Regions from separate parts of the Mus musculus genome. Here all the other regions are linked to region 1. The links are chromatin loops, found by intact Hi-C in ENCODE. Cell type or tissue: left cerebral cortex. All regions are shown on one strand.

What was found. A loop is a pair of places that touch in the nucleus more often than their neighbours do. Peaks named below come from ENCODE experiments on the same cell type or tissue, not always from the same donor. Only the 100,000 strongest peaks of a DNase experiment are listed, where the experiment ranks them.
Region 2: a loop joins it to region 1, with 2.1 times the contacts of the local background. A loop is called at or near these places in 4 of 42 quality-filtered maps.
Region 3: it touches region 1 in a loop (2.1-fold over the local background); 3 of 42 quality-filtered maps call a loop at or near these places.

What each region holds. Positions count from the first base shown.
Region 1 is chr3:152,883,615-152,891,614 of GRCm38, forward strand. All of the region lies in intron 2 of St6galnac5 (ST6 (alpha-N-acetyl-neuraminyl-2,3-beta-galactosyl-1,3)-N-acetylgalactosaminide alpha-2,6-sialyltransferase 5), which reads right to left. Among named protein-coding and RNA genes, the nearest start is that of Gm46830, 12 kb to the right of the region's middle. In left cerebral cortex, no CTCF peak of the experiment used is centred here; a DNase peak (open chromatin) is centred at 4,788.
Region 2 is chr3:152,953,988-152,961,987 of GRCm38, forward strand. All of the region lies in intron 2 of St6galnac5 (ST6 (alpha-N-acetyl-neuraminyl-2,3-beta-galactosyl-1,3)-N-acetylgalactosaminide alpha-2,6-sialyltransferase 5), which reads right to left. All of the region lies in intron 2 of Gm46830 (a long non-coding RNA gene), which reads left to right. Among named protein-coding and RNA genes, the nearest start is that of St6galnac5, 24 kb to the right of the region's middle. In left cerebral cortex, a CTCF peak has its summit at 4,561 (motif pointing left); a DNase peak (open chromatin) is centred at 4,532.
Region 3 is chr3:152,941,607-152,949,606 of GRCm38, forward strand. All of the region lies in intron 2 of St6galnac5 (ST6 (alpha-N-acetyl-neuraminyl-2,3-beta-galactosyl-1,3)-N-acetylgalactosaminide alpha-2,6-sialyltransferase 5), which reads right to left. The region is part of intron 2 of Gm46830 (a long non-coding RNA gene); the gene reads left to right. Among named protein-coding and RNA genes, the nearest start is that of St6galnac5, 37 kb to the right of the region's middle. In left cerebral cortex, no CTCF peak of the experiment used is centred here; a DNase peak (open chromatin) is centred at 3,372.

The sequences.
Region 1 (8,000 bases):
AAAGCCATGACCCACCCTGGGCCATGTCATTCTGAGTGGACTTGTGAATGCTGGGGCCACAGAAAAATTCTCACCTTCATGAATAGAGCGGCAAAGTCATTTTTGGAAAGAGAGTCAGTGACCAAATTAATTCTTTTATGGAGCTGTCGGGTTTGATTAAGTTGTTATACCACATTTTAAAACTCATTAGCAGGGTCTATCAGACCATTTTGTAAGTGAGGTTTTTTTTTTTCCCTAGCATCTTTATGTTTACTGTCCTGGAAGAGGTTTCTGGTGTCAATCAAAATAGATGACAATGTTAAACCCTTGGCTTCGTAACATAATTCAGTCCTGGGTGAACCCCGCTGTCTCTGTGATATATGACCTTGCAGGATGAGGCTGATTCGCCTGCTCTCTTCTCTGATAAGAGAAGTATATTTATAACCACACCGTGCTGCATATGTACTTCACACTGTGTGTTCCAAGCCGAGGTACTTTAATCATAAAGAGATTCTCCCTGTATTAGGTGTAAGTGAAAGAGAAAGTTTAAAAATAGTTCCTTTCTCTCATTCTCTCTTTTGACCAAGCCTTCCTCAAATAGGTTCTAAGTCAGCAAGCTTTTAGTGGGGGGAAAGTCACAATGGAAAACAGAAGGGATACAGCTCTCCTGCTCATGCCTAATGAAAGAAAGAGGAGACAATTGGAGGCATCTGCACAAAGCGGGCGTTCAAAGGGTGTCTCCCAGAACCGAAAGCTAACGAGCAACACAGTGGAGAGCTGCTTAGCCACGAGGAGCAAGGCCCGGAGAATTAGGCTTTACACGTTTCTCTAACCTTTAACAAATTCCTCAAGTGGAAATCTCAGAGATTTGCTAGGTAAGTCCTTACCACCATTATTGCTAGTAAAACAAGAAAAATATAAATAGGATTCAACCCTCATGTGGCCAAAGATTAGTGTAATGATAGTCTATATTTCTCACAGATTAATTAGAGAAAGCTGCAGAGAATTGTGATTTGGAGACAAGGGAGATGTGGTAATGTAAAGTGGGGTCCTGAGGAAGCAGTGTAAATGTAGGCGCATACGGTGTTCATTAGCAACCATTGAAAAAGCTTTGACATTTCCAATTCTTCTGTACAGAAGGTGGGGTAGTGAAGAAAAACTTCAGCATGGCTCATGCCTTTGAATTTGAAGCCGGCCAGACAAGTGACACAGAAGCAGATAAAGTGTCACAGAGGTAACAAGGAGCAGCTAGAGTTTGCAGGGCATCCTGAGGGAGTGACATTTGAGATGCTTCTTAAAAAGTGAGTGGGACAAGCCAGAGGAAAGAGGGCAGGGCGTGGCGCTTTGACAGGTCCTGGAAAGGGCTGAGGTGCCCACTACCTGTGGGTGAGTAAGGAGAGAGAGATGGTAATGCATATGCATTGCCAAGCTAAGACCTTAAAGCATGTGGATTGCCAAGGACATCCGGGAGGTTGCAACTGACAAGAGGCTAGTGGGTACCTAGAGAAGGCACACTTGCCTCAAAGCACTCAAATTAAACACAAGAACACCGTGAGGCAAACACAAGGGAGGTTTCAGACCTGGGTGCAGCAAACAAGAGAAAGATGGTGGGCGTTTTATTTATTTGGTTGCTCAGAAAAGAGGGTGACAGGGCCAGAATTGTATGCTGGGAAAGGCTAATGGGCTGCAGGAGAGGGTAAACGCACGAAGGTGGGGAGGACCTTGGAAGGCTCTTCAGTGTTCTTGGAAGACGATGCTAATAGGATGTGAGAGAGAAGGGCCAGAGGTAGAGAGAGCTCGGAGGCAAAGCTAAAAGGCATGGTGATTTACTTGAAAAACAGTCACTGGAACTCCAGATATTGGGACAGAGTATCAGGGAAGGAAGGCAGAGGTGACTTGTCTTCACTGTGTACTTGAGGCCACCCATGTAGGGTGTGAAGGGTGGTGATCTACCACTGGATAGCCCTGGGGAAAGTGACCCTGACACACTGCCAGGCATTGCTGGTCCCTTTCACTGCATGGGACACTAGGGGGGGGGAACTGCGAATAGCTTATTGTTGCTTCCTAAACAAAATATCCCTACTAAACATTTTGTTGTTAGAAAGCAATACTTAAGCCCACAGGATAAGACTGGGGTCAAGGGTTAGGGAACTTGCATGGTATTGGGGGCCTGGGGGCTCTATGAGAAGAATGAGCTAACAAAATGTGTACATTTAAGCCGTCTGTAAAGTTCCATCTGAAGATGTCCTGCAGACATCCAGATGTACAATCTAGGAGTCCAAGAGCTGGATTGGATTGTTACTAGAGAAGATGCAAACAATTAATGCTAATGGAATGAAAAAGGAAACTCTTCCCAGTGGAAAGAGCAAGAATACCAAGATTGAACTAAGAAATGGCACGTTGAAAATAAATATGGAGAGGGTCCTATAGTGGTGTGAGAATAGCAGAAGGCTATTCAGATAATGTCTTTCAGATAATGCTCAGTGGGTGTGAGTTTAAATAACCCAAGGTCCTAGCTTGCAAATACGGGTATTTGCCATGTGAGCATTGTCCTGTAGCTATTCTCAACCCCCGATTTCACCCTATCATGTACACATAGCTACAGACAGGAGTCTTTAAGATAACCTTATATTTGCTCCACACAAGTCAGTAGCCTGATTTCTATGAATGAAAAGCATCTCACAGGACTGGAGAGGTGGCCTAGTGAGGCAGAACTTGCTGTATATGCCTAGGAACCTGAGCACAGGTGTGACAACCTGAGTTCAAATCCCCAGATCCCCATAAAGCCAGACATGAAGGGTGAGCACTTATAATGACAGACAGCATCCCTCCCCTCAGCAAGATGGGAGGTGGAGACAGGGTCCACTCGGAACCTCAGGAAGTCTGGCATCTGGAACTGTCCTAAACAAGGTAGAAGTTGAGGACTGGCATCTGAGGTTGTCCTCTGACTTCAACAAGCATGCTGTGGAGTGTACATACTTGAAACATACACACACACACACACACACACACACACACACACACACATGGGTGGATTTAGAGGACCTTCCACACAGTTGTATTGTTAGGGGTCATCTTGGACAGCTTCTACAGGTCCTCTCTGCAGTCTCTTCCACATGTCCTAGAGGCAAGACCTTCATGGGTAGATCTAGTGTCTCTGCATGCCATATGGGTTTGAAATGGCTGGGACCAAGGTCACACCCTGGCTAGATCTGGGAAGCAAGAGCTGATTGTGGGGGTGGGAAGGGGGAGTTTCTTTTACTTTATCCCTGTAGGGGGCACAGTTCTTTTCTTAAAGTGCTGTCTCTAGACCAAGGCTGCTTTAAATCTTCTCACTGATGTGGGTAAAATGAAACAGAAATCAGAAAGGCCCAAAATGACTCACAAGACTTTCATGGGCTCCTTATAAAACCCAAGGTCCCTGGGGACTTTCCATAAGCAAGTCAATTGTTTAAGGAAAAAGGAAAGGAAGAAAAACAGCAAGAATGACTCTATCAATACCCAAACAGGCCTTAGGTAAGAAAAGTTTATATGGCCCTAGATGGTATATGGATATATGTATACAAATTAATCATCTACTGATGATAAATCCTAAAGAAGTTTATTTTAAACCAGTTCTTTAGCATTGATATAATTTTCCACTTACTAAAGATGAAAGCAAATTTGGATATTGATCAGATGGATCCACTTATTTATTTTTACATAAAGAAATCTTGGCTGAATGTTTTATCTTGAACATAGACCATATTCAATGTTTTTCAAAGCTGATCAATATTTTGATTTTATGTTCATCAGTGCCGAGAATGTTGCTTTGCATAGATCTATAGCATACAGGAGAGGAAGTATGTTTAGAGCCATTTCATAAATTTCTGGAAAAATTTTTCTAATCTGAAGCCAAAATTCACTGAATAATTTCTTATGAAATTCATCAGCAACTCAAACATCAATTTTAAAATAAAAATATTTTAACTCAATACAGTCCAAAGACATATTGATCTAGTACATGCTGAGAGGTGTGAGTTAGTAAATATTTGTCTTTTTTTTCCCCCCTGATTATGCCATCATGTGTCTGTAGAAGCAGAAATTTTTGCATGTTCAGTGAGCTATCACAGTTCGTGACATACAGGAGTTTGGAGTTTGAACAGTGTTTGTTGGTGTTATTGGGTAAGGCAAGGTAAACAGAGCAAATGCATGTTATGTATTCAGGACGTCAAGGGTGCAGTGATGTAGTGGGACACAGTACAGGAGGGCCTTCATTATGTATGCACTTGAACTTTGAATTTATTTCTGGTCTTTGCATCTTCAGAAACCTTGTGCTGTTGGCAATTTATCTTCATGACCTCCACATTCAGTCATGTGATTTTGGGTCTGTGACCCATAGTTTACCAAGCTGAGGTCTAGATAATAACCTGTGTGGCCCTGGCCATCCATCCCTACTCTTTGCCCCTTTCAGTCCTAAAAAGGGTAAAGGCTCCTTGCTATTTATAAACTTGAGCACTGAAATGTGCCTTGACTTCTTTCTCTGAGCCCTGAAAAGATGCTCATGTGCCCAGCAGCCCCTTTATTAAACTCTCTAATCATCTAAATTGAGTGTGCTGTCAGGCCGGTTTGCTGCCAGGAAGAGATTAGTTCAGACAATAATTTGTTGCCAGTGACCCATTTTCTACTGGCTGGCACTGACGAGGAGAGGGGCTGAGGAGCCTGATATCAGAAGAGGGGCGTGTCTGCCCAGGCACAGGTTGCTTTGCTTTGGAGTCTGCCATCCGCATGGAACCTCAGAGCTGGCACCGTGTCCTTCCCCTGAGCATCTCTCCTCAACCACTAAGCAGAGAACCACAGAGAGAGCAGGAAGCTGAGGAGCTGCACGGGTTTCTGACAGACGAAGGGACAGAACCTTGTGTGCCTAGATTTCCAGGTAACTGCTATATGAATTCATGCCCAGAACCATCCATTCTGTGGTGTAGGGGTTCTACAGATCTAGCTGTCACACCGGGAGCAATGCCTAGGCTGTAGGGACGGGATTCTCACATTGTCTCAGATTTGGACACCATAGAGGGCAGCTTCAGTGTCAAGAGAAACAGTGCTCAAGATAGAGAGGACAAGAAGCTCCTGGTATGTGCACATGGCCAGGAAATAAAGCCTTCTGCAGTCTTCTCCACCCAGAAGCCAGGCAAGCAGATGGGAAATAAGTCTGAACGCAAATTATAAAAGTGCCAGAGAGGGCTCAGCTATTCAAAACAACGGCTTTATGAAATTTGCAGGCAAATGGATGGACCTAGAAAATATCATCCTGAGTGACGTAACCCAGTCACAAAAGAACACACGTGGTATGCACTCACTGATAAGTGGATATTAGCCAAAAAGCTCAGAATGCCCAAGATACAATTTACAGCTCAAGAAGAAGGAAGGCCAAAGTGTCAGTTGTTTTTAAGGGGCAGAAGGGGATTGCAATCCCATAAGAAGAGCTGCAATATCAACTAACTGGGCCACTCAGCTCCCAGGGATTAAACCGCCAACCAAAGAGTGCACATGGAGGGACCCAGGGCTCCAGCTTCATATGAAGTAGAGGATGGCCTTATCTGGCATCAATGGGAGAGGAGGCCCTTGGCTCTGTGGGAGCTTGATGTCCCAGTGTAGGGAGATACTAGAGGGGTGGGGTGGGAGTGGGTGGCTGGGTGGAGACACCCTCATAGAGGCAAAGGGGAGGGGGACAAGGGGGATGGGATTGGGGTTTTTTGGAGGGGTAGCTAGAAAAGGGTGGTACTATTTAAAATGTAAACAAATAACATGATTAATAAAAAAGAGATTTTTTTTTTCCTGAAGCAATTGAGCTAACTGAGAGGAGGCAGAGAGAGCGCAGGATCTGAGTGGTAGGAGATCAGAGTTCCTATGCCACAAACTGTCCCTTTCTGAAGGCAAAAGCTATTTCCTGAGAAGGATCGCTGTGTCTACAACTCTAAACAGGCCACTCTATTGCACCAAGGGCACAGGAGGAGGAGGAGGAGGAGGAGGAGGAGGAGGGGGAGGAGGAGGAGGAGGAGGAGGAGGAGGAGGGGAGGAGGAGGAGGAAAAGGAAGAGGAAGAGAAGAAAGCAGGCCAGATTTAATTAACCAACTGTAGCCTTCCTAAGATATCACCACTAGAGAGATGCAGCTTGGGAAGAAAGCTTTTGGCATGAGTTTTTGACAGTGGAATAAACCAAGGGTATTCACTCCTGGCTGAAGTTCCACAGCAATGGAAGAAGGGAGTTTGAGGCAGGGGCAGGGACAGGAGTAGGGGTGGGACCAGCTGACCTGGTACAGAGAAGCTGTACCAGGGAGAGAACAGAAGCCATGAGCAGACTAGGAGAGGAAGAATCATAACCAGGAGCCAACAGCTTGGAACCCACAAGACTCTCAGAGGACAGGAATGAACGTTGACGAAATGAAATGAATCAGAAAGGTCCAGCATGACTACGCAAGACCGTCTCTAATTCCTTACATAAGCCAAAGTCTCAGGGGGCTCTCCATAAGCAAGTTAATTGTTTGAGGAAAAAGGGAAGAAAGAAAAGCATCAATAATGACACTATCAAAACCCCAACAGGCCTCATGATTTTGCAGCTAACACTAAGTGTTTGATGTGAGGCTAGAGAGGCAGTTTTGCATCTAGAAGCACTTGCCATTCTTGCAAAGGCATGAGTTTGATTCCCAGCACCTAGGACAGGCAGCTCACGATTGTCTGGAATTCCAGTTCCAGGGGTCTGACATCTCCTCTGGCTTCTATGGGTACCTACACTCATGTTCATATAACCCTACACGGACCCACAAATAAAAATAATATAAATATGGTTAACAACAATAGACAGATCACAAGAGAAGGAGGTTGGTGATAAGAAATTTATTTATATTAAAACTTTTCTTTAAGACTACAAACAACAGGACACATTTTAGTAATTTCTGTAGTGATTTCAATAAGGACCCCCACAGGCCCAAATATTTGAATACTTAGTTACCAGGGAGTTGCATTTTTCAAAAGGATTAAGAGACATGACCTTGTTGGAGGGAATGTGTCACTAGAGTGAGCCTTGAGGTTTCAAAATCTCATGCCAAGCCCAGAGTCAGTCTGTCTGTCTGCCTGCCTGCCTGTCTCTGTATCTCTGTGTCTCTGTGTCTCTGTCTCTGTCTCTCTCTGTCTCTCCGTCTCTCTCTCTCTCTGCCTATAAATCAGGATGTCAGGATATAGAACTCTTAGCTCCTTTTCCAGCACCATGTCTGCCTGTGTGCTGCTATGTTCCCACAATGATGACAGTGGACTAAGCCTCTGAAACTGTAAGCAAGCTCCCATTAAATTCTTTATTTTATAAGAGTTGCCATGGTCTTGGTATCTCTTCAAAGCAATAGAACAGTGCCTAAGACAGTTGTTTTTTGTTGAAATAAATAAGGAACAAAATTCAGTCAACCAAAAATTTAGGCAAAGATTGAAGGAATTATACATTTAATAATTCTGTTAAAACTAGAAGAAACATGGATTAAAAATAGTTACAGCTTGTGATGATTAACTTCAGTTATCACACTGAAGAGACATTGGGGGGCCTCTTGGCACACCTTTAGGGGATTATCTTTTTTTTTTTTTTTTTTACTTTCTCACCCTTCCAATGTTTTCTTTTTTCTTTTTATTAGATATTTTCTTTATTTACATTTCAAATGTTATCCCCTTTCCTGGTTTCCCGTCCGAAAACCCCCTATCCCCTTCCCCTCCCCCCTGTTCACCAACCCACCCACTCCCACTTCCTGGCCCTGGCATTCCCCTATACTGGGGCATAGAACCTTTACAGGACCAAGGGCCTCTCCTCCCATTGATGACTGACTAGGCCATCCTCTGCTACATATGTAGATAGAGGCATGAATCCCACCATGTGCTTTCTTTGGTTAATGGTTTAGTCCCAGGGAGCTAGGGGATTATCTTGATTGGGTTAGCCAAGGTAGGAAGACCTCCTCACTGTGGGTGGCACCATTCCCTAGGCTGGGATCCTGGACTACATG
Region 2 (8,000 bases), 70 kb after region 1:
CAGGACCTGCTATAGACATCCTCATGCAGTCCCTTTAAGGGAAGTGGGGGTGCCTATGGGGCAGCTGAAGCTGTCAGCGTGATTGTGTTCTCCCATCTTTCCAGAGTCCCTAACACAGCCTTCTCTTTGCAAACACGGAATGACCCAAAGGCCTGTGCAATAGACTTGTGCTCTTCCCGTCGCCGGGCATCCATCCATCTTGCTCCAGTGATGAACATCACCTCCAGTGTGCTCATCGCCCACGTGCTCAGGAGAGACTCCTTCCCTGCCAGAGTCAGCCTGAGCCCAAGCCAATTAGGCTTGTGTTATCACAGCTGTTTTGTTGATGCCTAACTCCTGGTGGGTGCAACTCACCCATTAAACTGTTCTGCTAAGTAGATTTTAGCGAATTCAGAGACAGATAAAAATGTCGCCATAGTTAATTCTAGAACATGGCCACTACCTTAAGAAGACTCCGCTCATCTGTTAGCTGTCATTGGCCCATCTGCCCACTCTGGCCAAGCTTGAGCAAGCATGTACCAGAGTGGATACACCAGGAAAGTTCTAGATAAATGGAATTACACAATATAGGGTCTTTGTGACCATATTTAAAATTTTTACTTTAAAAACTTTTAAATTGTTTGTATGTATGTCTCCGTGGGCATGCGCACATAGATGCAGGTGTCTGAAAAGGCCAGTGGGTTTTCTTCACCCTGAAGCTGGAATTGCAGGCAGCTGTGAGCCATCTGATGGGGGCTCTTGGAGGGGTGAACTTGGGCCCACTGAAATAGCAGTACTTGCTCTTAACCGCCGAGTCACCTGTCTCCAGCCCATAACCACATTTTAAATTCAGAGTAATGATTTCATGGGTTTATGACATCAATTATTATTTCAGTCCACTCTGTGACCAAATTAGCATCCAAATGTACGGCTTCATCCATTCAAGAGTGGGCTGATGTAATGCAGCTCTAAATGAGTGCAGTAGTGTGTATACCTATCTATCTATGGATATATCTGTAAATTATATATTATGTATATCCATATATAATATACAGATATAAAGAAACATATGATATATAAATGTATAAAGAAACATATATATAATATATAAAGAAACATACAAATATAAAAAATATTTAAAAATACATATGTATATATGTTGGGGTATATTGTGTGAAGGTATATCTCTGTATATTGAATTATTTATTCTGTACTGGCAGAGCTAAGTGCTGGGAGGATCTTGGTTTTCTATTTCTGTGGCTCACGACTGTTTTCATAGTTTGTAAATATTTACTTTCCCTCATCGGCCTAGAAAGAATCTAGAATTCTGTATGATTGACTGTAGTGAAGATCTGATGGCCAATAGCTGGACGGGACATGAAAGACAGAACTTCTGGACAGAAAGAGGGACCCTGGGTCAAGACGAGACACGGCAGATTCACCAGTGGACACGGAGGTGAACAGGTGGACCAGCATGGAGCAGAGAGGCAGAGCTAGCGAGGTGGTGTGACGTAGTGCCAGGATCAGTCAGGTTATGCTAGAGAGCTGGCTGGGAGACTGTCCTAGCTAAAAGGCCTAAGCTTTAAAATATTAAAAAGCCTGTGTCATTATTTATATCTCTGGTGGGTCTGAGAAAGCCCATGTGTATGTATATGTATGTTTTTTCATTCAATATTCTTTCATTTTCCCCATCTCTTCCCAGATACTCATCACCCACCACCTTCTCACTACCAAACTTCATACTCTGTCTCTCCTTTTCCTTCTAACAGAAAACAAAAAATGGAACCAAAATAAAAAATAGTGAATGAAACCAAAACAAAAGAAAAAAAAAGCTCACAAAGACACAGGATATGTTTGGGTTGGCCAGCTACTCCTGGGCATGTGCCTGCCTTGTAATGAGGTTGATATACCCAGTGTCACTCCAGTGAGGGGGGGTGGAGTATCAATGTTCCAGTTCCCAGCAGATATCAACTGTATATAACTTCTCAGTGAGGACGGCACTCTCTCTTCCTCCCTTTCTTCATGCTGGGCTTTGCATGGTTTGAGTCTGTGCGTTCATGTGTGCGCTGCCACAGTGTCTGAGTTCATATGTGTATCAGTCCTGTTGTGTCTGGAAGGCTGTGTTTCCTCAGAGCCATCCATCACCTCTGGCTCTTCCAGTCTTCCTGCCTCCTGTTCTACATAAACCGCTGAGCTTTGAGGAGAGGGCTTTGAAGATATCCCATTCAGGGCTGAGTGCTTTAAAGTCTCTCACTCTCTGTACATTGTCTAGGTGTGGCTCTCTGTTACTTCCCGTGTACTGCAAGAAGATGCTTCTCTGATAAGGGCTGCTTGAAGGTACTAAATGCATGGCGATAGCAGTAGTTTTTCTAATGATACACTTTCTTCACACTGATAACTGCCTGGAGCCGAACATCTGGGACATTTAGTAACTGCGTATAACTCTGAGGAACTCCCAGACTTAAGGTCTCTGTTCCAGCCCTGTCCCGTCCCGGCTATGAGCAAGGGATACAGTTTCTTCACACCCTTGCCAGGACCATCAGAAGTGGTGTGAAGCCATACTGTACTGCCGTGGAGATTTGCATCTTTCTGACCATAAAGGATGCTACTCTTTTCTGGCATTAGCAGCCCACTTGTAGGTCCCTGTGGAGATGTAGGTCTCCTCCTTTGCCCGTTCTCAAGTCGCATCATCCCCGAGCACTTGTTACATCATCTAGATGCGAGTGCCTCACAAGATGAGTGCCTCACAACATTCGCAAATGTTCTCCTATTTCCTGGGTTTTCTCTTCACTTCTTTGATGGTGTCGTTTGAAGCATAGATGTTGTTAATTTGGACAAAAATTCCTTCATTTTGCCCCTTTGTTCCTCATCTTTTGGTTTGTTCTCATAGATAAGATTCCATTGCCAAGTTCACACAGATAGCTGTCTAAAAGAAACTGGTTTATATATTAATATGTCCATGTGTTTTACACTGATAACATTGCTCTGTTTTGAGTTGACAGAGCGTCCAGATAGGTTATGTTACACTGACTACTCAGTGCGGACAGGGTAACTCATTCTTCAGCAGATACTCTTGACGCCCTTGGGAAAGTCACATGACTATTTATACAGCAGACTCAATGCCATCTCCATGACATGTGTCTTTCCTTGTTGGAGTAACATATCTTGGTTACTGAAATCCTGACAACTGACACTAGTTTTGAAACTGGGAGGTTCTGACATGTGAAAGCCTCCAAGCTCACTCTTTGCAACGCTGTCTTAAGGAGGCCTAATCTCTTACCCTCCCATGTGAGCTTTGGTATCAACCTGTCAGTTTGTATGGAGAAGCAGAGGCCATCCTAGCAAGTACCAGACTGCATCTGTCCGTGGCTTTGGGGAGTGCTGCCTTCCTAACTCTATGAAATCTTCTGAGCCGTGAAATCGGCTGCTCTGACAGGTCTTCTGTTCCTTCTGCAATGATTTGTAGTCTTTCATTATGTAAGCTTCATTCTTTGATTTCACTCCTTCCAAAATGATTGTTTCTGTCTCTCTCTCTCTCTCTCTCTCTCTCTCTCTCTCCCTCCTCCCTCCTTCTTTCTCTTTCCCTCCCTCCCTCCTTCCTCCCTCCCTCCCTCCCTCCCTCCCTCCCTCCCTCCCTCCTTCCTTCCTTCCTTCCTTCCTTCCTTCCTTCCTTCCTTCCTTCCTTTTCCAGTGTGTTATAGGTGGAATCACTCCCTCCGTTTCATTTTCTGTTTCTTGCTGGAAGTGTAGAGAAATACAGCTGGATCCTGTGCATTGATCTTCTTTCCAGCAACCTTGCTGGGCTCATGTTCTGGCTCAGTAGAATTTAATGTGTTCCCAGAGGCTGTGGATGAAGGGTATGTGTCCTTCCCTTCCATTTTTAAGAAATATAACTACAATAAAGAGGGATCCTGGTTATTTTAGCATGTTATTTGGTGTTAGCTTCCTGGGGACAAGATGATGGTGGCCCCTGACACTGAGAACATTTGTAGCGACCAGGACAGACATTGGTCTACAACCTCAGATGGCTGTACCACTCTCTACAAAACAAAGCAACACGTGCAACAGCTGCTATTTAGTAACAGGCTCCATTTGGAAGCCCCCCTCTCCACGAACACACTCAAACTAATCTTACCCAAACTAAGGCAAGAAAGCAAAACTCACATCCATAGACAGTTCCAACATTCTAAAAAGACTCTAAATAGGATTTCAGTTGCTAAAGTAAGTGGAGGATTAAGAACCATGTTTACTAAAAGACCAAGAAAGCGGAGCTCTTGCGAGCAGAAACCTCACACAGAGCCAGCTCATCCCCAGGCCGTGCGGTCCCACGCCCTCCTGTCTCCGTTTATGTTATCAGCGGCTTCTGTGCGTGCCTTGGTTTGTCTTCACTTTCCAGGACACAGTTAACGACTTATAATGAAAGTGATAAAACGATACGTAGTGACTAAGAAAGACGCATTTTCGTAGCCAGACTCGAATTCTTCCACCCCAAAGGGAGCTTTACCCAACACTTGACATCAAATGGTACTCTGGGCAAAGATGGTCTCAGTGCTGCCCTCTGGTGGTAGATGTTGGGAGAAGGCATAGGCAGATGGCAGGAAGGTGCTTTTCAGCCCTATTTGGCAAAGTCCCAAGATACTGACCAGAGTGTGATGACATGCAACAGACAGCTTTTATCATGCTGAGTGTGGAGGGAGCAAAAAGTGTCATATAGACTCACGGTTTAGGAGCCTGGGACAGTGTGTGGCCCCGTTGATGGGAGATATGTGCTTCACCAGTAAGATTTTCATCAGAAACAGAGGTTGAGATTAATATCCTATGCAGACCCGTTCCAACTACCCATCTCCTCAAACTCTGAATTCTAAAATCCAACTTTTTCTCACTGAGACAACTGAGGGGGAAATCTAGAACTAGACTGGCCTCTGAGGAGGCTAATAACCATTAACTATAAATCTCATTTTATTTCCTGGAAGGCTGGCTCTCTGTGTAGACAGCACCACAGGACACTTTACAATTTCTTATCTGAGTTGAAGAATAGAAAATTACTGGCCTCTTGTGAGAACATCAACTTTTCACCTCGGAGCCCAACCCCTCCCATCTGGAAAACAGTTCCCGGAATGTTCTTGAGAAAAACATTTTCTGGAACAACCACAGAATGTTTCAACAGGCCAGATGTATTGCCAAACATAGGGCATGACTCTTTGGTTGAGTAAACTTGTGGTTGTTAAACTTCCCCTATTCCCTCCCCATTCCTCCTCCCAGTTTGTGGTTTTTGCCTTTAAAAGCTTGTGAAAAATTTGAGTCGGGGTCGAGACTCCTCTACCCTATGCAAAAGTGTACGAGTCTCGGCCCCAGCGCGCTGGCTTTTCCCCCGCTTTATTAAATAGCTTTGTGTGTACGCCATTTCGGTCTCCGTGTCTCTCTTGGGTCCGCGCCACATCCCGAGGCTTGAGTGAGGGCCTCCCTTCGGGGGTCTTTCAGAGTCACATACTAAAATAAGCCTCAGCAGATTATGTACGGCACCACAAAAAATTTGCTGACAATTATGCCGATGTGACTTTCTTTCTTTCTTTTTTTTAATCATTGAATTAGAAACTTTTTTTTTTTAAATCACTGTTTAGAAACAGGTACCTTTTTTTTTTTTTTTTTTTTTGAGAAAAAGTTAATTCTTAAAGTGTGAAAAGAGCAACCGAAATGATAATTTTCCAGTAAGTTTGTTCACTTTGGAAATCTGAGTGGACGCTTTCCTACTTTCACTTCGTTCAATTTGAATGTGTTCAAATGCTTTGACGAGGAATCATGGAAACTATGAAAGTTTTAGAAATAAATGAATAATTGGGTCCTTTTCATGGCAAACTTGAGAAATGCTTTCTTTCATGACAATATTTTTAAAATCTGGGCTGATTGAGAAATAAACATTTCCATCATGTTGTAACCTATGTGGTGTACGTACACAGATGTGTGCCCGTGCGCATGCGCGTGCGCGTGCGCGCGCGTACACACACACACACACACACACACACACACACACACACACACACACACAAGCAAGCGTGTGCATACACCTGCATTTGGTTCATGCATATATGAAGGCCAGAGGTCAACACTGAGCATGGCCCTTCTCATATGAGTTTTTGAGGCAGGTTCTCTCACTGAACCTGCAGGTTGCTGCTTTGGAAGGCTGGCAGGAGGCTTGCTGGACAGCTCCTTCCAGAGATGGACCTGTGCTCACCGACCCAGAGCTGGTTTCAGAGGTGGACCTGTAGGCTTGGAATTTTTCTTTCTTACGTGGGTGCTGAGAATGTGAGCTTATGCACCCAGGCTCGCACAGTAAGAACACTCTACCCACTGAGACATCCTCCAGCCCTAGCCTTTCCTGTCCATCTCTTCTAGCCTTTTGTGCCTCTTCTGTGTCTCAGTACACTACGTCCATCCTCCTCTGACGTGACACTGGAACCTGAGACCATCTGTTCCTCTTTCCTTCCTTTCCTTTCCTTCCCTTCCTGTTAACACACTTTTACTAAACTCTTCCTCCAGGCAAAGCTGTCTTTTGAACACTGGGCCTCTAAAGCTACACAATCCCTAGGGTAGACTACATTTTCTTTTCCATTGTGAGATTTCCTGTGCCTGCCAAAAGCCCAGGTATAAATTAAAGAGAGAATGCATAAATGATATTTAGAATGCAAACCCTTCCATCTAGGAACCGCGCACGCTTCGGGCGATGGTGATAAATCTGAATGCCCCGGCACAGGATGTTTGTTGTAGAGAACAAACAGGTTATGGTGAACAAGGGACACGCGCTAATTCATTCCGGGGGAACTGCCCATGAAGCAGCCAGCGGCATTTACTACCAAATTGCACATTAAATCCCCTCTCCTTTCTTTGCAAAACTGCACAGATTGAGGTTAAAAAAAAATAACGAGAGTGATTTGATTGTGCGTGCATGCCCACCATGTTTACTTTATGTTGCTTCCTTTGCTGCCTAAAGAGCTCTCTCCTGCATTTATTCTGTATGAGTTGCAAGTGGCGTTCCTTCTTAAGAAGCACAGGCAGCGTGTGTTCCTCAGACATGGCTTCTGTGCTCTGCCTCATGCTTGCAGGCTTCACAGAGGAATCACATCAATTCGGGTGGAATATTTCCTAGTCATTTTAGTGCAGGAAGGTGGACTGGCCATCATGTCCTCTCTGCAGTCATGAGGACTTGAGTTCAGTCCTCATATCTGATGGACAAGCCTTGGGCTCAGTGGTGCATGCTGGGATTGCCAGTGCTGAAGAGGCTTGGTAGCCAGACAACAGCCTCACCAAGCCGGACAGCTTCACCAAGCCAGACAGCTTCACCAAGCCAGACAGCCTCACCAAGCCAGACAGCCTCACCAAGCCAGACAGCCTCACCGATTCCATGAGCTGCAGGCCAATGGGAGCTCATGTCTCAAAGGGGACACAGGCTGGAGAGATAAGTCAGGGTTACCCCTGACTTGCTCCTTTTCCAGAGGACTGGGTTTGGGTCCTGGTGCCCACATCAGGTAGCTCTTGACTATCTAACTCCAGCTCAGGAGATCTGATGATGCACATCTCCATGCATACCTGCTCTGACTTGTACATACCCAGACCTATACATAAAAAGCAATACAGAATAATCTTAAAGATAACTGGGTGGATATCACCTGAGGAATAACACTCAAGGTTGGCCTCTGGCCTCCACACACACACACTCACATATATGCGCAAAATACAGTCACACATATGCACATTCACACACGCACCCACACAGACATGTATACTCCCATTGTCTGTCTGTCTGTCTATCATCCCATAATCATCAGAAGTGTGAGGAACACTTTTATTCTGTTCCTATTCACCAATGCATACAAAGATGAGCCTCCCATACCAGATTTATCCTCACTGAGTACAAGAAATAGTGAATAAATTTACTCTCTGAGTAAACAGACCATTTCTGTGACTAAGGTGGGAAACAGTCCCAAATATGGCTCTTTCTACAGCACATCTACCTGAAGGTGTTG
Region 3 (8,000 bases), 58 kb after region 1:
ACCACCCACAGTAACCTCTGCATTTTTCTTTCTACCTTTTGTCACCTGGCCTATAGCCTGCCTGTTCCCTACGAAGCCGTGATCTTTGGCATCACCTTGTGATTGGTGTCTCCACACTAAACAGTATCCAATTGCTTGGGCAGTCACTCATCAAACAAACGCCTGATGGGCCATATCTGTTAGAATTGGCAGGTGGTTTTGGGCCGGCTGCTGCTCCCTGGCCCAGCTGTCACCAGCACAGGAAGGTAGTGTGGGTCCCTGACAGCACAGGAAGGTAGTGTGGGTCCCCTGACAGCACAGGAAGATAGTGTGTGGGTCCCCAGGATGTTGTGCCTAAGAAACAACAATGTTAGAGCTGAAAACACTGACAGTAAAGAGCAACTTAAAACCCCTGGCTGGGTATGCCAGACTGCATGAATTATGATCTGTACGGTTTTTATTAAAAAGAGCTAAGCAGATTGCTAGATGATTGATACATTATATCTGAGCTGTCACTTTTTTTAAAAAGCCATTAATACTTTTAGGCTGAAGTTCCTTCTCACTTTGAGTTACATTCATCTGAAATTCACCCAGGAGTATCAGGGAGATGGCTTTCTTCCCTTAAGATGTCAGAGAATGGTAAGGTCGATTTATAGAGAGTCACTGAATTGATAGGATTTAAATTTTTAATTATGTAAATTACTAAATTTTGTTATTTCTTTGTGGGAGGTAACATTCAAAATCTTGTTGGCGCTTCTCAAGCCCAGGTGTATAAAATCTACTCAAGGGCTGGACGTATTGTTAGGTGTGGTGGACCACGCCTTTAATCCCAGCACTCGGGAGGCAGAAGCAGGCAAGGACCCTGTGAGGTTGAGGCCAGCCAGTTCTAGGACATCTGGGCTACACAGTGAGAACCCTTCCCTCTAAGGAAGAGTTGGTTCTAAGAGAGCTCCTTTCCTTTCCTGGACAGGAACGGCATGCAGATAAACACACACCTCCTCCCTCTCCTCTCTAGTTCTAGCTCACTGTTGTGTTTTCTAAACTAATTTACATGTCAAATAAACACCATGATAAATACGAATACAGCATAGCATCACACGATACGATACGGGACATTACCGCTCGCTACCTCCCGCCCCCCATTTTCACCTCCAAGCTTCCACACAGATTTCCACCTCATTTAAGGTTGTATTCATGGCGTGGTTTTGTTTTTCTGATTCTTTTATCAGTTCTCAGTGCAACAGGTCATGGGCCTTTTCTATTTCTGCATGCACAGTGCTCACACATCTGTCCAGGAGCACCCTGATTCATGTTCTTACTGCAGCTTTGACTCCCTAATCGAAGCTTATCTTGGGGCAAAGGTATCTGAGTTTGCTGAGCGTATAACAAAGAAAGGTCAGACGTTTATTAAGCTGCTATGAATGCTTGACTTGGTCTTTGGGAATTTAGCTTAGCTCTGCCCACATTTACTCAGCATTATACCCCGTGAGGCACTAGGGATACGGAGTGAATTAACACACATTCTTAAACCAAAAACTATATGCTCTAGACAACCGGACAGCCAAGGGCACGCCCCCTAGACAACCCAGCAGCCAAGGACACGCCCCCTAGACAATCCAACAGCTAAGGACACGCCCCATGCGCCACAAACACTGCATATTTCCTTTGGCCGCCTTGTATTGTTGAGTGAGAAATGTGTGTTAGAGAAGACTCAGACAAGACTCCTGAGACACCGCTGGACCAACAGATGGAAAACCATTAGGGATGGTGTCGACAATCTGTGGGGATTTAGGGAAAACCCACAGTGAGCAGAGCTGTTAGGGACAATGGCACAGACATTCTCTGCAAATTTGAAAAGCTGTGAGCTCGCTGTCTCTAGTGAGTAAGAAGGCTGGTGGGAATGGCTGAGTGGTGAGGGCGGTCTGGTCCTGCTAGGAAGCTTCACTTAGACCTGACCCAGATGTCCTTGTGAGGTGGGGGAGCCATTTATGTGGAGAGAGCCATGAATGTGTTAGTTCTTCAGCAAGATCGCCCCCAGCTACACAGAGGGTATGAAAGGATATAAAACTAGAAAGCCTCCCATTTTAGAGGCTGCATTCTTGTGTGTGTGTGTGTGTGTGTGTGTGTGTGTGTGTGTGTGTGTGTGTAATAGACACAGCTTATTTATGAGAATTCTTTCTTTTCTGTTCAGTTAAGAAGTGCGTTTGGCTCCACATGTCAAACTTCAGTACATTATAAGCAGAAAGAAGGGTGCAGAGCATCTGAGGTCTGCTTGGGGAATTGTTCTTCTGTTCTTCTGACTTCTCTTTTCAGAAGCGAAACATTGGTAAAAATGACATAAAAACACTTGACAGTGAAAATGATTTTGTTTGTGATTTCTTCATTTCTTAACAGTCATAGAAGCCAGGGAGGAGAGTTCAGGTACTCGAACAGCTTGGGTCTTTCGCATGGCTCCATTCTCTGAAGAGGGTTAGCTAGCCAATGGGTTGGCTTGTTAAAAAGAGTGTTTTACATGCTGTTTAGCATGATGGTTAAGTTCTATGGCATCTGACTAGGCATGAGGTGCCCTGCTGCTTGGTAAAATGCATTTTGAGGTTGTTTGGATGGGATTCACACACGATGCAATAGACTGGGAAAGGCAGATTGGCTTTGCCAGTGTGTGTGTGTGTGTGTGTGTGTGTGTGTGTGTGTGTGTCCTCCAAACAACTGAAGACCTGGCTGGGACTAAAACCCTGAAGAGTGTGGATTAGGGGTGCGGATGCCTTGAATAGAAAGCCTCTTCCTGTCTTTGGCCCCAAATTCAAACCTTGGCCTTTCTTTGTCCTTTGACCTGCCAACTTTTGGACTGACCCCTGACCTGCCTGAATCTCTAGCTTGCCCCTGAGGACCCCTCTCCACAATGACACACAACAATTCACTGTGGACCTATTGTGCACTTTCCAGTAGATACAACAATCATGATTTTTGCCAGGGGGACTTTGAATCACTGAAAAGTAGACTTTCCAGGCAGGCCTGACTTATGAGCTGTGGTCACCTGAATCCCAGTATAGCTGAGAATACAGCCAAGACATGCATAGATGACAGTAAGGTACCATTGTGCAATGAGACATCAGGCTTAGACCTGCACAGGAGCTGGAAGAGAAACACTATTGATTGTGGGAGTTTCTGACTCCACTCCCCAAGACCAAGGAATGGCACCTGCATACAGCAGACAGCAGGGTTGCTGGTGCAGTCTTGGCTTTCCTTTTCTGATTAAAAAGAACTAGGATGAAGAAGAGAGGAGGGTAGAGCCTCTTTGGTAATGTGCAGCTGTTTAACATGAGCAGTTGGAGACAAAGCTGAGCAGCTGTGCACAGCTGTGTGGCTGGCACAGCCCGGTCTTTCTTGCTGTGCGGATGCTCTCACCTCCCACCTGCAGACTGCTTCACAGGCAGGCAAGCTTTCAGCCAGGATGGAATTCCCTCTTTGGCTCACAGCTAAAAGACACCCCTGCCCCAGTACTCTGCATGCAGAGATGGCAGGGGGGAGATCTTCTGCACAGTAGAGCATCAGCCGGTTGACTTTGCTTCTTGTGCAGATGACTCTGTGGACCTCCCTTGACTTTGGCTGAAAACGTATTTTCTCTTCACTTTTCAAATCCTCAAATGAACCATGATGATTGCTATGAACGTGTTGAAACCTCAGGATCTACTCCAGCCTCAGTTTCCCTGTCGGAGATTCGGGGACTTTTCTCATTGCCCCGATGAGAGTCAAGCACCCGATACAAAGCAAGCAGGTTGGTGGGTCAGAGGAAATCAGTCCACTGTGGAGGACAAGCCTGGTGACAGGGTGGCTTGGTCCAAGGTGCTAACAGGAAGCAGAGAAAAGGGGATTCCAGGGCTCGGCTGGCTTTCTCTATTTCCTTTTTCATTCAGTCTGGGACCCCTGGGCCATTGGATGGCGCTACCAAAATACAGGGTGGGTCTTTCTTCCCTCAGTTAAACTTCTCTGGAAACTCCCTGGCCGGTACACTCAGAAGTGTTGCCCCAGGAGTTTCCTCATCCAATCAAGTTGGTGATGGAAATGATCTATCACAGCGAGCACGGTGGGGCAGAGATCTTCAGGTGCTTCTGGTATGGGTGGATGTTGTAGTTTGAATGAAAATGGTTCCCATAGGCTCATGTATTTGAACGCTTAGGTACCAACTAGTGAACTGTTTAGGAAGGATTAGGAAGTATGCCTTTAGGGATGGGCTCAAAGCTTTAAAAGCCTGGGCCAGGCTCAAGGTCTCTCTCTTTCTGCTGTCTGTGGATCAGGATGTAAATTTCTAAGGTATTGCTCCAGCGCCACGCCTGTCTGCTTCCTATTATGATGATTGTGGTGGGCTTAGCTTGCTTAGAGCCCAGTTTTGATCCGCTACACGTCTCCTGGGTGAATGTGGCAGTTTGAATATGAAACGCTTTCCACGGGCTCCCAGGGTTAAATGCACCCAGGTGGTGGGAGCTATTTTGGGGAGCTTCTAGGAGAAGGAGCCTGGCTGGAAGAAGTAGGTCAGTCACTGGGGAACCGGACCCTCCACCTCTCTCAAGTCACAGCAATGTAGAAGTAACTAAAGCAGGGCTGGACCTGAATGATGCTCTCTTCTGCGAGTGTACTCATTGGCAGGTAATGTTTTCCTAATGCATGACCTAAGAAGCAGAAGTTTATAAACACCGGGCTTTCGAAAAGAAAATTTCATAAATCATCGCTGTCTAAATGTTTACCCACCAGCATATATACTACTAACTTTATGGAAGTATACATAGAGCCCAGGGTATTAGTGAACATGCCTTCAAACTCACACTGATACATCCTCTAGTAAAAGTGTAACTGGGATAATGTAGTCATTGGGATTTAATGAGTTTGTTTTCTTGGTGCATATGTGTGCGCCTGTAGTTAAGAGATAACTTCAACTGTCGCCCCTCTTGTGACATCCATGTTATTTTTTGACATAGGAACTTTCATTGGCTTGGAACTTGCCAATCATGCTAAAACGGCTATCCCAAGCCACAGGGCTCCTCCTGTCTCTGCAGCCCCAGTCTGGCTCACAAGAGCCTGTTACTGCCTCAGACATCTTTACACAGGTTCTGGAGGTAGACCTCAGGTCCTCATACTTGCATAGTGAAAGCTTTTACGTTTAAGTTGATAAAAAAATCATATAAGTGTTTCACCAATTACCAAACTGATGATTTAGACTAGAAAAAAGTAAAATCCCCTTATCTTTGTCTCCGGGGAAGTGTTAGGTTGATTTCTTTGGGCAATCAATGCCGACAGCTAGCATGCTACCCTCTGGGATTACTATATTTATGTGGCTTGTATTTTTTCTCAAAGATCAAAAAAAATCATGTACCTTTAACCACAGCAATTGTGACAGTGCGTATCGCTGCCTGCATGTTCTAATTCCATGATTGCATACATTTGCACAAATTATATAATAAGATGCAATTATGATAATTACAGAGGAATAGGCAACAATTGAAAAAAATTACAAAGTGCCCCTAAAATAACACTAAATTATAAGAAAACCAGCAGACAAACCAATACACAAAAGGAAAGTGTTTGAAGATGAACCCAACTGTAAACCAGCAAGCATCCCAGTGAGAAGTCGTTGACTGAGCACACTGATAGGCGTGCTACGGCAGGACAGACCCATCTAAGGATAAAGTATTTTCATTACCGTGTGAATGGTTAACACCGTGACTTTCCAAAACATATTATGACAAGAGAACCCTTCTCCTCGCTTATTTCTTATTGTTACTTCAAAGACAAGAGGAAGGATAATTACTACAGTCATAAAGCACAGACAACTCTATGGAATTTTAAGTAGGATGAGCTGGCTCCACTGTGATTTTCTTGTCTTTTTCCCTATCAGCACCGTCTCCAAGTGCATATCATGTTCAAGGATATATAGCCTGAGAATCTTTGTCTAATAATTTTCTTCTTAGGAAAATCACAGCCGTAAGACAAATGACGTGGCTCACACATTGGAGTCATCTATAAATTGTCGCGTGTTTTATTTACATCCCAATTTCTCACTTTGCTTTATATTTCAGACAAATGTCATTAATATAAAAATTGGGGAGCTTGTCTCTTTGGTTTCTTGTGCAGTTATTTTATTGAATCCGTGGCTACATCTTGGCAGACCATGACAATGAAAAATTAACACCCTGACAGGCTAGAATTCTTCACAAAGCAACTTAGATTCATCTCCACACTGTCCTTTTTCATAGTCCCTGCCTTTTCTAAGCACTGAGCTGAGTTTCTTATTTACTATATATGCAGTGTTACATGGTAAGCCCGTGTGCTGGGGCTTCCCATCAACATAACACCCACTTTACAGATATGGAAACTGACTCCTTATGGAGAGATATGCCAGAGGTTACAAAGTACTTGAGTCAAAATGTGAACCAGTCAACAGTTTTGTGACTTCAAGCAGTGCACAGGTTATGAGGCTGTGGAGGTACAAGGTCATGCAGCTCCAGAGGTGCAAAGATGGATGCAGCATGGCGGCAGCAGAGATGTCTTATAAGTAACAGAGACACAGACAGCCACGATCTGAACAGAAAGTTCTGAGATGCCTGAAGGTTTTTACCATGAGACCAGGGCAGCACCAGAGCCCTCTTAGGGTGGTCCCAAAGATGCTCTATGTATTTTATACCCTGGAAACAGAGTTTTAAAAAACACTGGGAAGTGATACTCCAAAGGCAGGGTGAATCAGATTCCTTGATTGTTCAGACTAACACATAATCACATACATATGCTTTCAGGTTTTCAGGGCAGTGATGCACGCGTGAAACCAAACGTACACTGATTAGATGATTAGTGGTAAAATGTATTTATTACAGCAGATGGTCATTAAGCATCGTCCCTGGGTCAGTCACTATGCAAGGCTGCGAGAGCGTGAGAATGAGTAACCAGGAAGTGCCTGCCTTTGTGCAAGTGCATACTCCTCCAAATAACCCAGCGGAGCATGTGCTGTATTGTGAAAGGAAGGCAAGGTGTTACACACACACACACACACACACACACACACACACACACACACGACAGCTCCAAGCACAATGGCCTAGAGAAAGGAAGACCTAAGGAGATGTTGTAGAGGATCAAGTGAAGAGGAAAGGCAAGAGCCTAGTGTCCGGTGCTAGAGAGGAAAATGCGGGCTATGGCCTAGACCCACCCTTTAGGGTGTGGTCAGACCTTATCACCAATCTCAGGAGTTAGGAGGCGGGGCCTGTGGAGCATGCGACAGGACTGATGCCTTCAAGAAAGAGCCTCACCTTTCTGCCATGAAATAAAACAGTGCCAGGAAAATCGTCTCCCAGGAAGAGGCTCCTTGCCACACATCACATGTGCAGGTAGGGGCCTTGACCTTGGACTTCTTGCGATTTATACCTGAGAAAAGGTACATTTCTGTTGTTTATAAACTACCCACTCAGCGGTGGTTTCTAACAAGCTCCTGTTGAAATTCAGTCTCCACTTTGAGATAGAAACGCCATCAAATTATGACGGTAAGAAGTGAGGCCTTTGAGAAGTAATCAGAACTGATTGACATCTATCGTCAAACTGCCTTCCAGATATTTATGTGAACATCTGTAGATCTGGGCTGTTCCAAACCTTGGTCAGAGAAGCTTCTTTTTGTATTGGGCAGTGATCACACAGAGACACAGTAGTGTTCCAAGTGCTGAGAAAAATAATGGCAGCAAGAGCTCAGCCACAGAGGGAACTTCAATACCTCCTCACTGGCCACGCCCACTGACCACGCCCCATCGTCCATCCCCCACTGACCATACCCACACTAACTACAATACACTGTCCACCGACCTACAGGGCCTGCCCCACTGTCCACACCCCCACCGGCCATGCTCCGTTGACTATGCCTCCACTGACACTGACTACGCCCCCTATGGCCATGGCCCCATAAAGCTTGTAGAAGATTGGAGAAGAGAGTTGAAGAATGTAAAAGCTGGACGGTGGAGACGAGTGCAGTGAATGCCATCCTCGTG